3 separate regions of the Homo sapiens genome follow, and regions 1 and 3 are each linked to region 2. The links are chromatin contacts, found by Hi-C in ENCODE. All regions are on one chromosome and are shown on one strand. Each heading gives the region's core, a stretch centred on a gene start or an enhancer-like site at or near the end of the contact. The rest is flanking DNA. Distances are from core to core; before and after follow the strand shown.

The links. Hi-C counts contacts between places; a loop is a spot of excess contacts on that map. Pooled maps may share reads with other maps.
Region 1: a map of mammary epithelial cell shows a loop between it and region 2 (7-fold over the local background). The contact joins two enhancer-like sites. A Hi-C loop is called at or near these places in 1 of 168 maps with a recorded cell type or tissue (mammary epithelial cell), 1 of 37 single-sample maps with no recorded cell type and 6 of 50 pooled maps.
Region 3: a loop to region 2 is called in a map of dorsolateral prefrontal cortex, with 8 times the contacts of the local background. The contact joins two enhancer-like sites. A Hi-C loop is called at or near these places in 2 of 168 maps with a recorded cell type or tissue (IMR-90 and dorsolateral prefrontal cortex), 1 of 37 single-sample maps with no recorded cell type and 7 of 50 pooled maps.

What each region holds. Positions count from the first base shown.
Region 1 is chr6:17,883,451-17,886,310 of GRCh38, reverse strand. The region is part of intron 3 of KIF13A (kinesin family member 13A); the gene reads left to right. Among named protein-coding and RNA genes, the nearest start is that of KIF13A, 100 kb to the left of the region's middle. RefSeq lists a silencer at 1,399-1,693. Within about 2 kb of position 1,415, at least 3 of the 41 ENCODE cell types and tissues checked have a DNase peak (open chromatin) inside an H3K27ac peak, as active enhancers do.
Region 2 is chr6:18,502,651-18,505,426 of GRCh38, reverse strand. The region is part of intron 2 of LOC105374955 (a long non-coding RNA gene); the gene reads right to left. Among named protein-coding and RNA genes, the nearest start is that of MIR548A1HG, 19 kb to the left of the region's middle. Within about 2 kb of position 1,271, at least 17 of the 41 ENCODE cell types and tissues checked have a DNase peak (open chromatin) inside an H3K27ac peak, as active enhancers do.
Region 3 is chr6:17,829,986-17,832,769 of GRCh38, reverse strand. It overlaps KIF13A (kinesin family member 13A), which reads left to right. Exons shown (of 39, transcript NM_022113.6): 13 at 1,535-1,669. Among named protein-coding and RNA genes, the nearest start is that of NUP153-AS1, 120 kb to the right of the region's middle. Within about 2 kb of position 1,494, at least 2 of the 41 ENCODE cell types and tissues checked have a DNase peak (open chromatin) inside an H3K27ac peak, as active enhancers do.

The sequences.
Region 1 (2,860 bases), core at 166-2,665, 620 kb after region 2:
TCCTCTCTGTGGCTCTATGTACCTGGCATGGTGCAGTGAGGCAGAGGGGACTGGAGAGATAGGCACAAGAAATGAGGTCTTGGTCCAGAAGTTCTGAGCCAGACCCAGAGATTGCTCATGGTGGGTGATATTAGCATGACTCAGATTTAATCTAGGTTTTATTTTTCTTCTCATTTTTATGAGTAACAATAATCATTTATCAGAGATAGCAGATAGGATCTGATAGCAGATGCTTAGACATTTGCAACTTATCTTTTGGACTGTTTTTATTGAAGAAGAAGTATTCTGTGTTTGAAAATATCCACATCACCTTTGAATGTGCTGTTGAAGAAGTTATTTGGGTGGCTAGGTTTTTTGAGAAGTGATCAGGATATGAAAGAACTGGAAATACCACAGATTGTGCATTTGTGACACTCCGACCCCCACTCCTCAGCCACCAGTGAAGCGGATTTTGAAAATGAATGATAGAGGATTAAATATGAAATGAGTAGAGTATTTGAAAGAGTTAGAACTGAATTAGTGCTTCATTGCTTATGCACCACTAGTTTATGTGTGCAGTGTTAAATGGAAGCTCTGTGCTGTTATAATATTGGTCTGGGTTTTGGGAGGATGATTTCCTGTTTTCAGATTTATTCATTAAATGAATGAAAGCATGAATTAGCTCTTTGTAGAGATACCTTCTCCTTGCATCCATAGAAATTTGAACTGCAATGCAGAGTAGTATTTTCCAAGGATAGTTGTTTTCTAGAACAGACCGTGCATTCCCTGAGATCAGGGACAATGCCTTGTAGATGTGCAGCAAATGCTGTTGGCTTTGAATCTTTAAGAGGCTTTCACATCTTCACAATCAGTCCATGCCGACTGTAATGCAAGACATTATTTGGTATGTATCTATAGGCATATGTAAAGGAAATGATTAATTACATTGCCAAAAGACAGCTGTTACTTGACATATGTTTAAATGGGAAGGTAGATCTGTCAATAAAACTCACCAGTAATAAGGGTGATGACTCTAGCATTCCTTAGGAGATGTGTTCAGATACATGCTGGAGTTCCTCCTGGCAGAGCTGCTTTTAGAAAAGCAGTAGTGAAGGCAGTTCTGTGATCACACAGGCTCTTGGTGCTGGGGTTTCCTTTCAGTTTCAGTCCAGTTCCTCTGAGATGAATGAAGTTTAACTCTTCCTTTTTTTCTTTTATGAATCTTCACAACTTTGATATCAGGAGAAAGATGAAAAAGAGAAAAGCATTGAAACTTGGCATTAAAAGAAAAATTTGAACATGAAGTGAAATCTAGAACTTTACTTGGTATGACTCAGTGCTCATAACATGGTGTGGTGAAATGTGAACACATTTGAAGTGTCGCTTTCATATTAATTGTAGTCTTTCAAATTGACAAAGTTGAAAACCACAAAACAGGACATTGGCAAGCTAATGTTCCTAAAACTGGAGAAATGGGGCTTTTCAGAGAGCTCTGGGGCTCAGTTTTCAAAGTAGATAGTGGCAGAACAGGCTGTTAATGGCAGCTGGGTCTGCAGATGTGAACAGCGGATTAATTGTACAAAGAGAGGAAGAAGGCAGTGTAGAGGAGAGGACACACTCCTTCATACAAAGCAAAGCAAGTCCACATAGAGCAGACTTTTTTCCCCAAGGGAAGCCCTTTTGATTTTAGATTTGGGCGCTAGGAAGTAGTGTGTTTTGCATTGATATTTTTGACACAGAACCAAACAGTCTGTAGCAACTCCCACACACATGGCCTTTTTTGCCTTTTCACTTCTCTTTCTATTTAATTCAGCAAATACTGAGTACCCATCTACACTATCCTGTACCTAGAGAGAATAAAGATGAGTTAGCACAGTCCCTGGCTCAGAAAACCTTCCAGCTTGGTGAGAATATAAAGTATTTAGGTTGGTGCCTGGTACATAACAAACGCTCTACAGCAGTAGCTATGCTATTAATGGGGGAGCGAAGTCCATCAGTACATAATGATAATATTGATAACAGTAGCTGCCATAGACTGAATTTCACTGTGTGCCAAGCATTATCTTAGTAGGTATTCCATTTATGTTACCACAATCCCAAATTAATGTAAAATGTGCAGTTACTTAGGTAGATGAGTGTGTGTTAGAGAGGGAGAGCTGTTGGCTAAGACAGCCCAGAGGAGGCAATAATTATAGGGAGGAAGTTGAGAAAACATTGGAGGAGGTGACATTTGAGCAGGTCTTGAGTAGTGTGAGTTGTACTTCACTGGGCAGGGAGGCAAGGTGAGGAAAGGCAGAGAATTACAGGAAGGAGAAATTCCCTCATAGTTCTACATTCCTTTCTCTTTTTTTGTTATTATTATGATTTCCTTCTCTTTTTTTGTTAATATTATTATTTCCTTTTAGCAATGGGATCTCACTAGGTTGTCCAGGCTGGAGTGCAGTGGCTATTCACAGGTGTGATCATAGCTCATTGCAGCCTCAAACTCCCAGGCTCAAGTGATCCTCCCACCTCAGCCTCACAAGCAGCTGGGACTGCAGGTGCATACCATTGCACCTGGCTCTCCCCTTCCTTCTTCTTTTCCCTAGACATCTCACTGTGTTCAATATACCCAAAGGATTTCTTGATCATTGGTGGAATCTCTCAGAGCTGAGAAGTTGGCTGACCATTGACGTAATATACAGATGAATAGGGTCATTTCTTATGTCTTTTTGGGAAAGCAGTGGGAATCCAGTAAACACAAAAATAATGCCTGTAGGGTGACACCAGTCTGTTACTGTGGCAGTTGAAGTAAAAATGGAGGCTTTGGCAAAGTATCGTTGGGGTGCTGCTATCCTGGCTGTGCCACTGAAGGATTTACACTGACTGATCTGTGCTATTT
Region 2 (2,776 bases), core at 22-2,521:
TTTACTTTGCAAAAAGATTCTTTGCTTTTCAAAAGAATTAAGTTTCCTTTAAATAGTCACATGTAAAGGCATATTTTAACTCACACACCTGTTCATGCACATAGCTGTTTGCTGAATTAAGTGTAAAAATAAAATGAAGGGGAAATATCTTCACTCTCATTTTAGGCTTGTAGACTCTGCCTCCTCGGAGATACTCCCACTTCCTAACAGAAAGGCCTCAAGCCATTCTACGTGAATGTTAGATTCCACATTAGCAGATGCTGCTCCATACCCTCCCCACAGCCCACAAGAAGTAGCTGGGTGAAATCTAGGGCTAGGGACGCCTGGCGATGCCTTACACAGGTGGTTAGCAGGAGCAAGATGTCCAAAGAACAAACTGTTTCCAAGTCTCCCTTCTGTATCTTCTCATTAGAGGCAAGAGATATATCTTGGGAATCTCTGCCCCATTGGAAACTTTCCTAAACTTAGGACCTATTCCTGCCCCATCCCTCGGCTAGAGTCCCTGTCTCTAATACTAATTGTGGATATTAAGAATGGGGCCTACAAATGGATTATGTCACATTCTCTTCATTTTATGGATTAAATGCTGTCATCTTTTCACATTCCTTAACTGGCCTCTAAAAACAAAATCCAGCCCTGTCCTTTGTAAAGAACTGGATTGGTATTTGTCTCTTAAAGGTGTATATCCCCCATGCTCAGGCTACCTGCCTCTGTGGAAATAAGAGAAGAATTCCCTAACTCACTCATGTTCTGAGAAGACTGCTGGCCAGGGCGGATGTACGTAGTCTCATGCATATGCCACTGTACCCAAAATTGTACCATCAGTGACAGAATGAGCATATATTTCACTGGTGCCCACAACTGGTGGCAGGCACTTGGTAGGTTAGTGGTACGAAGATAACTAAGTTGGTTCTTACCCTCAAATAGCTCAGAGTCTACTGGAGGGCTCCCTCCTTTGGAATGAATTATTGTTCTTTCTCTCTATCTCTCTTAACATGCAACTATTCATTGATATAATTAATAGCATAGCATACCATAAGTTGCACATCAGATCTTTCCTTGCAATCCTAGTGTTTTGGGAAAAGACAACTTTTAAAAAGTCCTCATAAACCACTGAAATGAGTACAATGACCTACACACACCCCAGTTTGATAAAAACTCAATTCTGTTACCCTAAAGACGCACTTCACTACAACCATTGCCTTCCTTCAACCAAGAGCCATTCGTCTGCCATTACTTGAACAGAGCAGCAGATGGCACCAGAAAACTGCAGCATGAGAGGAACTGCACAAGCATTCTCGGCTTCCAACGTTCCCTTCCTTCTCAGGGAGTCAGCATTTCACATAACAGTGCCTCAAATTTGTCCTCAGGGGTATTATTTTCCTCAGAGAAGAGCTGGAGAAATAAACTGATATTCTAGTAAGAGAAGCACCCACCATCGTCATTGTCAACAGTGAGATTTGGTGCAAGGGCGAGCCATATTGCTTCCGGGTAACTCCATGACTTTCCAAGTGAGTAATCTTAAGAAACTCCGTGTTCTCATTTCCTCATCTACTAGAGGAATTAGAGTCAGAATTTCATCTAGCACCCTGAGAGGAACACATGAGAACCAAATGCCGTGCTGGATTTGAAAGGTTTTTGTAAACTGTGATAGGTTATTTATTAATTACCAGTAGCACACATTTCCCTCTGAGATCAGAGTGCATCTGGCGTGACACAAGCTGAGGCGGAAAAGCATTTTCTCTGCAGAAGCATGAGGTGCTCAGCCTGGGAATGCGGTGTTTCCACCATGCTGGGCCAACACACTCAATAGCATACAGTGAGGGAACAGAAGTGCTATTCAGCTTCTGGATACCAGGGATTTGCCCTCCCAGCTCTCTGGTTAACATTTCACCCCTTCCTCAATTCCAGTCTCAGGCAGACACCCTGGGACACTCATTCCCTGTCCTCTCAGCAAATCCCAGTGAAACTAAAACCTAAGCAAAGTGATGAAGAAGAGTCTCTAAAGTCCTCTGTTCCACATCCTGATTTCAATTTTCCCTTTCCAGATAATTCTGTGTCATCACTTTTACCCAGGCTGCCCCTGTCAGTAGGAAAATGAACAGGAAAAGGAACAGATAGCTTAACATGTTACCCCTTCAAGAAATATCTATATTTTAAATGAGAATTGTGGTGAAAGAACCATGTTTCATCCAAAGGAAAAAGTCTCTAACAGTCAAATGGGAGCCCCTGTAGGCAGAGAGAGTTTTTAAGTCACCAGCTCCTCCCACTAAAAAAGTCATCTCTCATAGATTTTAACTTAAGGCCCAGATAGCTTTTCCCCCTTTCTGTCCCCCAATTTCTTCCCTCTGGTCTATATAACTGATCACACTCTGTGAAAAGTATCCACTCTGCTCTTTTTTCCCTCTATGCCTGTCAGCAGCCGCATCTTTGTTTTTTCAGACAGAGTCTTACTCTGTCGCCCAGGCTGGAGTGCAGTGGCACAATCTCAGCTCATTGCAACCTCTGCCTCCTGGGTTCAAGTGATTCTCCTGCCTCAGCTTCCCAAGTAGGTGGGATTACAGGCGCCCGCCACCATGCCCAGCTAATTTTTGTATTTTTAGTAGAGACGGGGTTTCACCATGTTGACCAGGCTGGTTTCAAACTCCTGACCTCATGTGATCCACCCGCCTCAGCCTCCCAAAGTGCTAGGATTACAGGCGTGAGTCACCGCGCCTGGCCAGCAGCCGCCTTTTTAAATTTTCTGAACTTGTGCTCGCTTCCACAGCACATATAC
Region 3 (2,784 bases), core at 245-2,744, 670 kb after region 2:
AAAGTGCTAGGATTACAAGTGTGAGCCACTGTGCCCAGCCTTGTTTTGTGATTTTTAGATCACCTGGCAAAGCATGAGGCTACCTGATTTTTATTTTATTTTATTTTATTTTTATTTATTTAATTTTTTATTGAGATGGAGTCTTGCTTTGTCACCCAGGCTGGAATGCAGTGGCGCAATCTTGGCTCACTGCAACCTCCGCCTCCCCAGTTCAAGCTATTCTCCTGCCTCAGCCTCCCAAATAGCTAGGACTATAGGTGTGTGCCACCACAACTGGCCAATTTTTGTATCTTTTGGTAGAGTCAGGGATTCACCATGTTGGCCAGGCTGGTCTCAAACTCCTGACCTCAGGTGATCCACCCGCCTTAGCCTCCCAAGAGGCTACCTAATTGACAGAGAATTTGTAACGTATAGCATATCATAATTTTTCAATGTATTTGATTCTTTGGGCTTGTTAGGAAATGCTGTATGTTTATATTTTAACTTTTACTTAAGTTAAAATATAAAGGAAGGACTAATTCTCGGGGTTATGTGCATTATGAATTTCTCTACATTATATATTTCACGAACATTTTTAATCTCATTGATCATTTGGAAATATTGGACCATCCCAATCACGTAGCTTAACAGCAGTCACTGGAACCCAGTCCAGCCTTCTGCTGATGTGTTTCTTATAGATATCGTTCACACCCACACATACCCCTACACCTCACTCACTGTCCCGCTTAACATTGCTTTATGTTTCTCCATAGTACTTAACACCATTGGAAATTCTATGTACCATATTGACTTAACTGTTTTCTTATGGCCTGTCTCCTCCCACCAGAATATAACTTTTCATGAAAGACGGGACTTCATTGGGTTCAGTGCTGTATTCCCAGCCCGAGATCAATACCTACTACATTGTAGACTCTAATAAATATATCTTGAATGAATGAATGAATGAGTGAATACAAGGCCTTCCGCAGTAGAGACCCAACCTTCTCTTCCAGCCTTAACTCTCACTGCTTTCTGATATTTGCCAGGGGTTCTTGGCCCCTGAAATCATCTAGTATGTCCAGAACCTTTCTTTAGTGTGCTTCCGTATGCCATGCCCCAAGAACACCCTATCTTTATATTTCTGTTGAAATTATTCTTATGCTTCAAGAACTATCTCAAATATATCCTCTTTCTGCAGCCTTTCTTGGTCTCTTAACCCATCATGATGTCTCTCCTGGGAAGCCCCTGGCATTTTGTACCCTTCAATAGCACAACACTCTCCTCTTTTGTGCTCTAGTTATGTGGTCTTGTTCCCTCTACTAGATTCTAAGCTCCTTAAGAGCCAAAATGGTGTCTGGTTCATCCTTGGTGCCCCTATCACGCCTGCCACAAGATGTCATGCACTGTAGACTCTCTGTTAATGTGGTTGAGCAGAGTAGCATGTGTAATCCCATTGGCATTGTCCCCAGAAACAGTGACTTACTCTTTCCGTGGATACATCTTGTGAATAGAACAACAAACAGAGTTTCCTTCTTTTGTCTGTTTTTGTGCACAGGAAAGACAACGACAACTTGAAAGCATGGGGATTTCCCTGGAGATGTCCGGTATCAAGGTGGGGGATGACAAATGCTACTTAGTCAATCTGAATGCAGACCCTGCTCTTAACGAACTTCTGGTTTATTATTTAAAGGTAGGAGAACATATAAATACATATGCAATCAAGATTCATTCCTATACAGTTCGTAGTTGAATCTGGGTGCCTGTCTCTGTGATGTTGCTTTTTGTATCCAGCTTAGCCCTCAGTAAAACTAAGATGGATAGTGCCCTCCGATCACCACTGAGAAGGAAAAACAGCTATTTTGTATCATCTGGGGCTGTGCAGTTGGGGCTGATCTCCTGTGAGTCCAGGCTTCAGAGTGGCATAAGTGGGCAACAGTAGGTGTCGAGGTGATGCCTAGCTTTATGAGAAGGCTCTAGGTGTGAGATGGTGAGGATTCTGGGAATATCTGTGTTCTTCCACAAAGCTCCTGAGAAGCTCTGGAGGTTCTTAGTTATGCTTCTGAGTAATTCCAAGGAGATCTCAAGATCAACACAAGCCTAAAGGAGACCCTCGTCCTAGATTAAATAGACAACAATGTTCTTCTAGGTCTATCCCTTGTAAACCCACATCCTCAGGAAATAACTTTTGGTCCCATAATCACCCTTCAGGTGTAGAGGTGGGATGGGGCCGCCCTGTTGCCACTGTGGTCGCAGGACATGCCACGTTGGATAGCTTACTGTAGCATTTCTCAAATTTTCTGACTTCAGAACCCATTTACACTCTTAAAAAAAGTATCAAGGACTCCAAAGAACTTTCATGTGTCTGGGTTATATCCGTGTTTACTGTATTGGACCCTAAGACTGAGAACATTTTAAACTACAAACATAAACGTACAACCCTTAGCCCTCAGGGCTATAACATCATTACATGTCTCATAGACTCTGGAAAATTCCACCAATACACACACACATGATAAAATGAGAGAGCAAAGGCAAACAACATGTTCATGTTTCTATTGAAGTAGTTTTGACTTCATAGGCCTCCTGAAAGGTTCTCAGAGACCCCGGGGGTTCTCAGATCACACTTTTAGAACTGCTTGCTTACTCTGCAAAGTGAGAAATAAGATATCTGATTGACATTGATTTAGGACACTGTGACTGACATAAGGCATTCAGCCAACCATCAGGGCATTTTTAATCTCACACATACACACACTTTCTGAGTTACAGAAACGAACTTTCAAGGATTGGGGACCTGGGGCCTTG